Regions from separate parts of the Homo sapiens genome. Here region 2 is linked to region 1. Evidence: read pairs that join two places in POLR2A ChIA-PET (ENCODE). Cell type or tissue: HepG2. All regions are shown on one strand. Each heading gives the region's core, and the rest is flanking DNA. Links, peaks and the distances in the headings are about the cores only.

Region 1 (4,784 bases), core at 511-4,510:
TCTTTCCACCTGTTGAGACAGGGTCGTGCTACGTTGCCCAGGCTGGACTCAAGAAATCCTCCCACACTGGCTTCCCCAGGTGCTGGGATTACAGGCGAGAGCTACCTTACCCAGCCTCTCTTGGGATTGTATCTGCTCCTCAGCCTACAGGGATGTGAGGGTTGGATCCCGTTTGACCCCCTGAGCCATGGCATCTTCTCCTCACCAGCCAGGACCAGCCTCGGCTAGGACAGCCTCATGTGCCAGCCAAAAGGCTCCACTGTGGCAGGGATGGTCCCTGAGGGCCTGGGGAGAAGGCAACACGGTCCAAGACCCTCTGTTTCCTCCCACCTCCCACCTGCATCACCGCCCCAGTCCACACAGGTCCTGGTGTTTCACTGACAGGTTTGGCTCGTTCCTGCCTTGGGGCCTTAGCACGGACTGTTCCAGCTGCCCTAATGCCTTTCCCTGGGGTGCTCACCTCACTGATGCTCTTCCTCACTTTCTCACAAGTCCCTCCCTGGGGGTGCTCCCCTCCCCCAAGCCCCACCAAAGCTGCCACCTCACCCACGGCCCTTCCAGTTCCTCCATGATGTTTTCCTGTGTGTCACTGTCTCCATTACAAATTCTCTGGTTTAGGCCAGGCACAGTGGCTCACACCTGTAATCCCAGCACTTTGGGAGGCCAAGGCGGGCGATCACCTGAGGTCTGGAGTTCGAGACCATCCTGGCCAGTATGGTGAAACCCTGTACAAAAAATATAAGTGTTAGCCGGGCACGGTGGCTCATGCCTGTATTGGGAGGCTGAGGCAGATGGATCACTTGAGGTCAGAGTTTGAGACCAGCCTGACCAACATGGTGAAACCCTGTCTCTACTAAAACTACAAAAATTAGCAGGTCATGGTGGCACATGCCTGTAGTCCCAGCTACTCAAGAGGCTGAGGCAGGAGAATCACTTGAACCCAGGAGGCGGAGGTTGCAGTGAGCCCAGATAGTGCCACCGCACTCCAGCCTGGGCAACAGAGCAAGACTCTGTCTCATAAATAAATGAATAAAAACAAATTTTCTGGTTTCTATATTTGGCGGCTGACATCCCATCACACGTGAGCTCCGCCGGGCAGGGCCCTCCCAGCACACAGTAGGTCCTTGCTGTGCTTTGGATGAGTGGATGCACAGCAGGAGGGTGGGGACCAGCTCTGAAAGGCTGCAAAAGGCCCCCAGTGGTCTGGGCAGGGCTTTGGGACCCTAATTTGCTGAGCTGGACCTAAGGGGGATGGGGGGTGGTTGTGAACGAGGACCCTTCCCTCCTCCATCCTGAGGCCGGCAAGCACGGCAGGCATAGGTCCAAGCTGCTCCCTTGGAGGGGCTGGCACGAGGGGGCCCCTGCCGCAGGCACCCGGGCATCAGAGGGGCTGGGTGGGCTGGGAGGGATGCTGCATCCCCACCTGTCACTGGCTCCGTCCTCAGTCTGGGTCTGTATGGGCAGGAGGTGGGGACGGGGTGCTTCCATAGAGCATATGGCCTCCTGCACAGGGCAACGCCGTGCCACCAGCTCCCCACTGCGAGTGGACCCTCAGACACCGTGACAGACCAGGGATTCCCCCCAGCTGCGGGAGTGGGCATACCTGGGAGGTAAGGGGCTCCGACCCCTCCCCGGGGGCGGTGGGGGGGACCTGCTTCTGTCCCATGGGCTCCGGGTGACACCTAGTGGCCAGGATTTCCTCTTGCACTGTGGGCCCCCAAGCCCCCAAACTCCTTGGCCTGGGACATCCCAGAAAGGAAGGGCACCCCTGCCCTAGGTCTCCACCCACAGACTGGTTCTCACGGTCCCCCGCCCCCGTGCCGGCTCTCCGGGCCTCACCCACAGGCGCACTCACACCCGCTGTGACACTCATCCCTCCCTCCCTCCCACGCACACGGCCACAGAGCCGTGTGGGCCTATGGGAAGGGGTGTCCTGGGGCCCTCTGGGCAGAGGGTCTTCTCCAGTGCCCTACCGGACCACATGCACCCCCCAACCACCCCTCACCCCCAGGAGTGCCTGCCCAGGAGCACCCCCCGTGATCAGCTAGTCCCCCCGGGGAGGGAGGCCTAGAGGAGGAGCCTTGGACTTTCCACCCACCTCCTCCCAGCCAGGCCTCACGGTTGCTGCTGTGAAAGCCAACCTGGGACAGAGCCAGGAGCCCCAGGTGAACACCCAGCCAGAACCCAGTGGGGAAGGAGGTCACCAACCCAGCCAGAAGCCCAGGAGGGACCAGCCCCAAGGCGACGTCTGCCCCAACCAGGGCCCGTCTCCTGGTGGCCCTCGAGGACATGGGCATGGGAGAGGGCCCAGGAGCCAGGCCAGGCCCAGGAGTGGGCATGTGAGCATCAGCCAAGAGCGGCCTCCCTTCCGGGCCAGGGCCAGGCCGCCTGCATCACACAGGGGAGCCCGAAGAACGGGGGGAAAGGCCTGTAGGCGGGGCTGCCCAGAACCCTGCCAACCAAGGCACGGGGGCACACGTGGCCAGCAGCACCGGGCAGCACCAGGCATCTGAGACCCCAGACCCAGCCTGCCTAAAGGGGCTGCCTTCAGGTGACACCACTGGCTTTTTCCTTCCAGAGCCACCAAGAGAGGAAGGAGAAGGTGACTTGCCCCATTTCCCAGTTGTAGGCACTGGGACTTGGCAGGAACTGACAGAAACAGAAGATGTGGGCACTTTGCTTCCCAGGCTTGCGCGGGGAAGCTGGCAGGGCCTCGGGGTCTCTACCTCCTGTGCCTTCCCAGGACCCAGGCGTCCCTCACTGCCATGCACTCAGCCCTGCCAGCTGGGAGGTGGCCTCATCCACTAGAGAGCCCCCTCCCCTGCAGCCTTCACCTGACCTCTAGTCCCCGCTTATGCAACGGAGGTGTCACAGAAGCCGGGCACCCACAGGGCAGGCTGGGGTCTCAGCCAGGGTTGGGCTAGGGGCCTAGTGGGCTGAGGACCTGCCCGGGGGGCCAGCTGCAGCCTCTGTGTGCTCTTCCCCACAGCACTCACCTGTGTGCATGGTATGGACCTTGGCTAGAGATGGGCAGGCATGGGCAGGATGAAGAGTGAGTGGGCACCCCAGTGTGCCTGCAGCTGCTGCCCAGGCTGTGCTCAAAGCCCGGAGGCTTAGGGGCTGGAAGTTCATACTCCACAAGTGGTGTGTGCCAGGGAGCTGGCCTGGAGGCCTGGGCCCCTAAAAGGGTTCTATGGGTGGAGTTAGAGGGTCCTTGCATCCCCAGTGCCCTCCCTCAGCCCCAGTGCCCATCGGGATTGGCGCAGTTCTTCCCTGGTGGGCACTTTCAGATGGAGAAACTCCTATGTCCACCTGAAGGGACTCCCATTCCTGTAGAAGGGGCAGAAGCCTTGGGCAGGCAGATGAGATTCCAGGTGGCTCACAGATGGGTCTCCTCCAGCGCTGGGACCCTGTCCACCCCGCCTCCACTGCTCCTCCCTCTGGTCTGCCCCACTTTAGATGGGGGAGGGGCATTGGAATCTTCAGTGAATGAACACAGAATTGAAGGGCCAATTGAATTGAATTGAAGTTCACACTCGTAATCCCAACACTTTGGGAGGCTGAGGCGGGACAGTTGCTTGAGGCCAGAAGTTCAAGACCAGCCTGGGCAACATGGTGAGACCCTGTCTCTACAAAAAAACTTTTTTTCTTTTTAATTAGCTAGGCACGGTGGTTCACACCTGTAACCCCAGCTACTCAGGATGCTGAGCCGGAAGATTGCTAGAGCCCAGAGGTTTGAGGCTGCAGTGAGCTATGACTGCACCACTGCACTCCAGCCTGGGTGACAGAGTAAGTAAGACCTTGTCTCTTTAAAAAAAAAAAAAAAAAATTGAACTGAGTGTCACAGCCTCAACTTTGCCACCAATATTTATAGTGCCTTTTAGGAGCCAGACTCTGGGCCAGGACTGGGATGCTACAAAGAGGAATGACTCTGGCTGGGTTAAGGGATGGTATGGGGGAGCAGGAGGCAGGGAAGGAGGAACACAATGAGTGGATGCTGCCTCCCATGGGCTAAAGAAGCCGGGGAGGGAGTGCTGGCCCCAGCCTATCAAGGGAGGGACATTTCCGGAGGGCTCCCTGGAGGAGGAGGATACCTGGGCTAAGAAGGTTCCACCAACCCAAGCACTCCCCTGGAATTCCAGGGTAACTGCAGAGGAAAAGCACTGAGGACATTCCAAGCAGCTGGAACAGGGAAGGTGGAATTAAGGGAGGCAGAAAGGCCCAGCACACCGGGGCCGCTGGGAGCCACGGCAGGGACACGTCCCATGTCCCCACAGGGCCAGTAAGGATGCAGCTGTTACAGAGTAGCCAGGCCTGGGAGAAATGAGGACCGCAGATCTTGCAGTGTGTGCTGGGAAGGGAAGGAGCTTCTTGGCATCACTGCCCCCACACCCACCCAGATTAGAGAATCAGGGAGGTCAGAGGCCCACAACAGTGGTTTTGCTTCTCCCCTGGGGTAGTTTAGAAGTGTGAGGGGGTTCACTGGCTGCAGTAATGGGGTGCTGTAGTCATGGGGTGGCAGGGACCTGCTGTGTGAGGGGCATCCCGCCTGGTGGCAAGTTGCCCCGCACCCCACACAAGAGAGGAGGGAGTTCTGTGTGGGCAGGAGGTGGGGATGGGGCGCCAACTGGGAACAATTTTGCCCCTCAGGGGACATTTCTCAGTGTCTGGAGCCACTTCTGATTGTCATGACCTAGGGGTACTGCTGGCATTTAGAGGGTAGAGGCCAGGGCTGCTGCCGAGCATACCCCACTGCACAGCAGTTATTCTGCTCAACATATCCA
Region 2 (4,784 bases), core at 242-4,241, 110 kb before region 1:
CACCCCCCTCCCCAGTCTGGCCAGTGTGTCCAGCTTTTCTGTCCATTCACCTTCCTTCAGCTGCTCACCCCTCTCTTCCCTCACACAGGGCATCCTCCTCTGAAAAAAACAGATTCTCTTGACTGCAACTGATCCCTGTGGGAAATGGTGTTGGAAGATTCAGCACTGGTCACCGTATGCCTCACGGGGATGGCTTCTTGCCTTTTAGAAACCACTTGAGTCACACAGGAACGTCATCACTGAGCCGCCCACCAGTATCGGCATCCAAGGTTTGGATTGACAAACAGTTGTTTCCTTGGAGCCGTGAATTCCAGACTCCTCTGCCAAAGAAAAGATGCAGTTGACGGTGTGTGGGCATGTTGTGACCTGCTCAAACACTTATTTTTGTATTTGTACCGTAGACCTACATACCACTACTCAACTGTGACTCTGATAAGACATATGGCAGCTTTAAAAAACTGGCGTAATATGTCTTCTTCTGGAGTCAATAGAAAGAATTTGGCTTTCAGCAATGACGGAGGTGTGGCTGCTCCATTCTCTCCTTTGCCTTATTACAGATGACCTCTGCAGCTTTTCCAATAGAGGTTTCAAAGTCAAGTATTTTTTCTCTTATCCTATTTTTATTTATGTATTTAGAGTCTAGGTCTTGATCTATTGCCCAGCTGGAGTGCAGTGCCACGATCACGGCTCACTGCAGCCTCAAACTCCTGGGCTCAAGTGATCTTCCCACCTCCGCTTCCCAAGTAGCTGAGACTACAGGTGCAAATCATCATGTCTGGCTAAGTTTTTAAAAAAATTTTTGTAGACACAGGATCTTGCTGTGTTGCCCAGGCTAGTCTTGAACTCCAAGTCTCAAGGATCTCCCCACCTCAACCTTCCAAAGTGTTGGGACTACAAGCATACACCATTACGCCCAACGAAGTTATTTTAATTTTTTGAAGATAGGGTCTTGCTATGTTGCCCAGGCTGGTCTCGAACTCCCACCCACAAGTGATCCTCCTGCCCAGCTCTTATCCTCTTTCGAAATTTACCAATGCATGGTAAACTAAAAACAATAGTTTGTTTTTTTTTTTTAACTCAAATGCAAGTTTCAGTCAAACTATGTGCTTATTTTTAGAGCATACCGTAGTGCAGTAAATCAACTCCAGTGAACTCTGGTTGGCATGGGTATGTCTCTCCAATGGTCAAAGGTTACCTGCCTTCAGTTTCCTATTGATCCTAAACCAAAACAGACCCCTATCCAGCCTCATGAAGTTTGCTCACCACTGATTTTTCGGAGCCACATCATTCCCTGGGATCTTTCCACCCTGGCTTTTCCCAGCTGTGGGATTTCTAATCTAATTTATGGTATAAAAATATTAATGTGATTGGTTAACCCAGCCTGTGTGTTTTTTGCTTCAAGGTACCACCTCAGGATTTTAAATCTCTTGCATCAGATATTGAATATTTAATGCACGACTAAATCGTTGAGTCACAAACAAACAAAACTTGATTTCCCTGCAGAGGTGCACCTTGAGTTCCTATAACGCATCCTGTACTTGTATCTGTCATGGCCCCAGAGGGTGGGTACAGTTATCCCAGTGTGGGAGAATCTCAGATGATTAGCTGTAACCTCAGTGTTTTGAAGGTGTGACTTTTGTGGGCGCAGCCAGATAATTAATTAGATTTGAACAGCCCGTGTGCCCAACTTCTGTCCTTGAAAATAATTGAAGCCCTTCCAAAAACCAAAAAAGGATTATTTATGTCCTTTAGAACTTTAATCAAAAAACTTTAAAAAAGTTTCAATAATTCTTAAAATGTCAGTAATTGCCCTAGTTCTCCGTGCATAAAGGGATTTATTAAGACTTACTTTCCCATGACGACTTGAAATGGAAAAATCCAAGCTGAAAAAGAAGAACTGGAATAATTGGCTTTGATGAACTGAAGTTACTGCTCCCCATTGGAACTGTGGGTGCAGAGAGTTTAGGGCAGTGGATGGACTCTGAAAATACAGTCAGCGAATTAACACATCATACTGTGGAAGCAACGAGCAGTCCTGGAGCTGGACAGCATTGTCCAGTAACTGGGTCATCGAGGCTTAATTCTCTCATGGTTTCAGCACCAGGCACAGTGCTGCGGTTTTGCAGATAAGATCATGTGCTCTGGGCCAAAATACAGGAAAGCCTCTCCCTGCATCAGTCCACAGATCAAACCCAGCAGGGAGCCCAGGGCCTTGATGCCCAGCTCCTGATGCCTCAGCCAGAACCCCAGCCCAACCCGGAAAGCCTGAGCTCTCCCATGGCAAATTGATGGGCTCTCTCTCTTGTCCTGGTGTGTGATTCCCTAGCTTCGGAAGAATGAAGAAAACACTGAAACCTCCTAGCGTTTTATTATGATAACTATTTTTGGAGACAGGGTCTTGCTCTGTCGGCCAGGCTGGAGTGCAGTGGTGCAATGGTAGCTCACTGTAACCTTGAACTCCTGGGTTTCACCGATCCTCTCACCTCATGCCTGACTAATTTTTAAAGTTGTATTTATTTTCTTTTCGTAGAGACAGGGCCTCACTATATTGCCCAGGCTGATGAAATTTCCCAGCTTTGTTAAGTAAGAATCAGGCAGCCTTCATCAGCCTGTGGAGAAAGCATCAGAGTAGGTAAAGAAAAACTCCTTAAAAGCAGATTTCACCTTCTGATTCTGTGATTGTCCGCAGAACGTCTTTTCATGACCTATATCCATCCATGTTGAATTTCGGATAAAGGGTAAAGGAAAAAGCTTACTTTTCCAGTATAGGCTGGACAACAGGTTTAAGATTGTATTAATTCAAAAGGAGTTGATTGGGAAGCTATTGTAGGCTCACACATTTGGTGGGAGCTGGAAGACAATCCTGTTCTCAGGGAACTTGGTCACCGCCTCATCTTAGGAACAGCCAGTTGGAGATACAGCCAGATATCTTCCGTTATGGCCTCTTCCCGCCATGGCCATCACTGCCTATGGATGCCCCGCCATCCTTGTGAGCAGATGCTCCACCATCTTTAAGATCCAAGGTCTGGGCAGTGGACTGGACCTGAAATTGTCTGAGTATGGGTCACAGGCCCCGGTCCCCAGCATCCCAGAGAAGGAGGATTGGCCTCTCCAGCTTCCACAGAGGCCAGGGGGGCAGCGGGGGACAGTGGGAGACATGGATCTGAAGTTACCTCTCTGCCAAGACCACATGGTACGGGACAGGTCACTGCTCCTGAGGACTGAGGTGCCCCTGCAAGGGGATGCAGCAGCCAGGCAGCCAGACCCAACAATGGCCCCTGCCTGGCTGGGAAGGCCAAGGGACACCATGATTAGGCTTCAAGAGCCCAGCCCATGAGGATCCCTCCCTCTTCCGAACTCCCCAGGCATCTACAATGGCTCTCACTCAGCTGTCACATCCCGAAATGTGCCCAGGGTTCCCGAGTACCTCCCAGCGAGATGCCAAGCTTCCTACAGTGATCTCCAAGAAAGGCTGCACGGTGCCAGGAACATAACAATTACTCAAAACATGTGTGTTGACTGCGAATATGAAACCAATGACACATGTGAAATTGCATTGCACTGTGCTCTGAAAAACCCAGAACGCTGTTTGGGGAGAAATCCGGGAGTGGAGCGAACCCACGTCCTCATCTGAGATCCATGTGACCTTGGCCAGTTTCTTCTTTCTGGGTCCCAACTTTTTCATCTGAGGATGGTAATATTTACCTTGAAGTGTTGTTGGCAAAATTGGAGATAATTTAGGCAAAAATGCCTGGCACATACCAAGCGTTTAATACACAGTTTAATAATTATAATCAGATGTGGACTTTTTCGTATGATCTTCCTCTATCAGACACTTCATGCCATGATTAAAGACAAATGTGTCTTTAAGTTCTTTAGAGAAACTGATTAACCCCAAATTTGCTTTATATCATAGGCTATGTAAATATTGCAGACATAATTTTTTAATGTCCAGGATTTGTATAATTTCATATTAGAAAACTTATTTCTTAATAATTTGTTTTAAATGATATTATGGAAAAAGATAGCACAACTTGACCCTCTGTCTGGAAAATCTGTTTTATCCTTTTGGATAACAGCAAAGACTTTGTTTTTTCTTTAGAGGTGGGGTCTTGCTCTGTTGCCCAGGCTGCTGGAGAGCAGTTGTGCAATCACAGCTCTTCTGGGTCTCAGAGATCCTCCCACCTCAGCCTCCTGAGTAACTGGTATTACAGGCAGGTGCCACCATGCCCAGCTAATTTTTTAAAAATTATTTTGTAGAGACAGGGTAAGACTTTTTAATCAAGGTTTTTAGTTTGATTTGAGGCAAAAAGATTAAAAGCCTTGATACTTGGTTAATTAAGGTACTGACTTTTTAAACTGCCAACAAGTATCTATTGAGTGCTCACTGTATGCAAGGCACAGTCCTAAGCATTTAGTATGAACCAGGGGATAAAAGAGAGGAAACTCCCTGCCTTCCTGGGGTCCCATTCTAGCAGGGGAAACAGACCACAAACAATAGAAAACAGAGGTAAGCTGGACACCGTGTTATTTTTTTTGCGTTAATTAACATATAATAATTGCACATATGTACGAGGAACAGTGTGATATTTCAGTACATGTATGCATCGTACAATAATCAAATTAGGATATTTAGCATATTTGTCACCTCATATATTTATCATTTCTTTGTGGTGACAGCATTCAAAATTCTCTTTTCTAGCTATTTGGAAATATGCAATACAATGTTGCTAAACAAACATAATCATCCTACTGTGCAATGGATCACCAATAGATAGGAGAAC

The links. ChIA-PET counts read pairs that join two places held together with the same protein. Peaks named below come from ENCODE experiments on the same cell type or tissue, not always from the same donor. Only the 100,000 strongest peaks of a DNase experiment are listed, where the experiment ranks them.
Region 2: POLR2A ChIA-PET joins it to region 1 with 7 read pairs; 4 of 35 experiments call an interaction of 5 or more read pairs at or near these places.

The regions. Positions count from the first base shown.
Region 1 is chr19:33,238,722-33,243,505 of GRCh38, reverse strand. No RefSeq gene overlaps it. Among named protein-coding and RNA genes, the nearest start is that of SLC7A10, 15 kb to the right of the region's middle. RefSeq lists a silencer at 1,790-1,889. In HepG2, for the core only: a CTCF peak has its summit at 1,687 (motif pointing left); a DNase peak (open chromatin) is centred at 2,131.
Region 2 is chr19:33,346,224-33,351,007 of GRCh38, reverse strand. No RefSeq gene overlaps it. Among named protein-coding and RNA genes, the nearest start is that of CEBPG, 25 kb to the left of the region's middle. RefSeq lists an enhancer at 1-889. In HepG2, for the core only: no CTCF peak of the experiment used is centred there; DNase peaks (open chromatin) are centred at 2,187 and 2,517; H3K4me3 peaks cover 674 bases.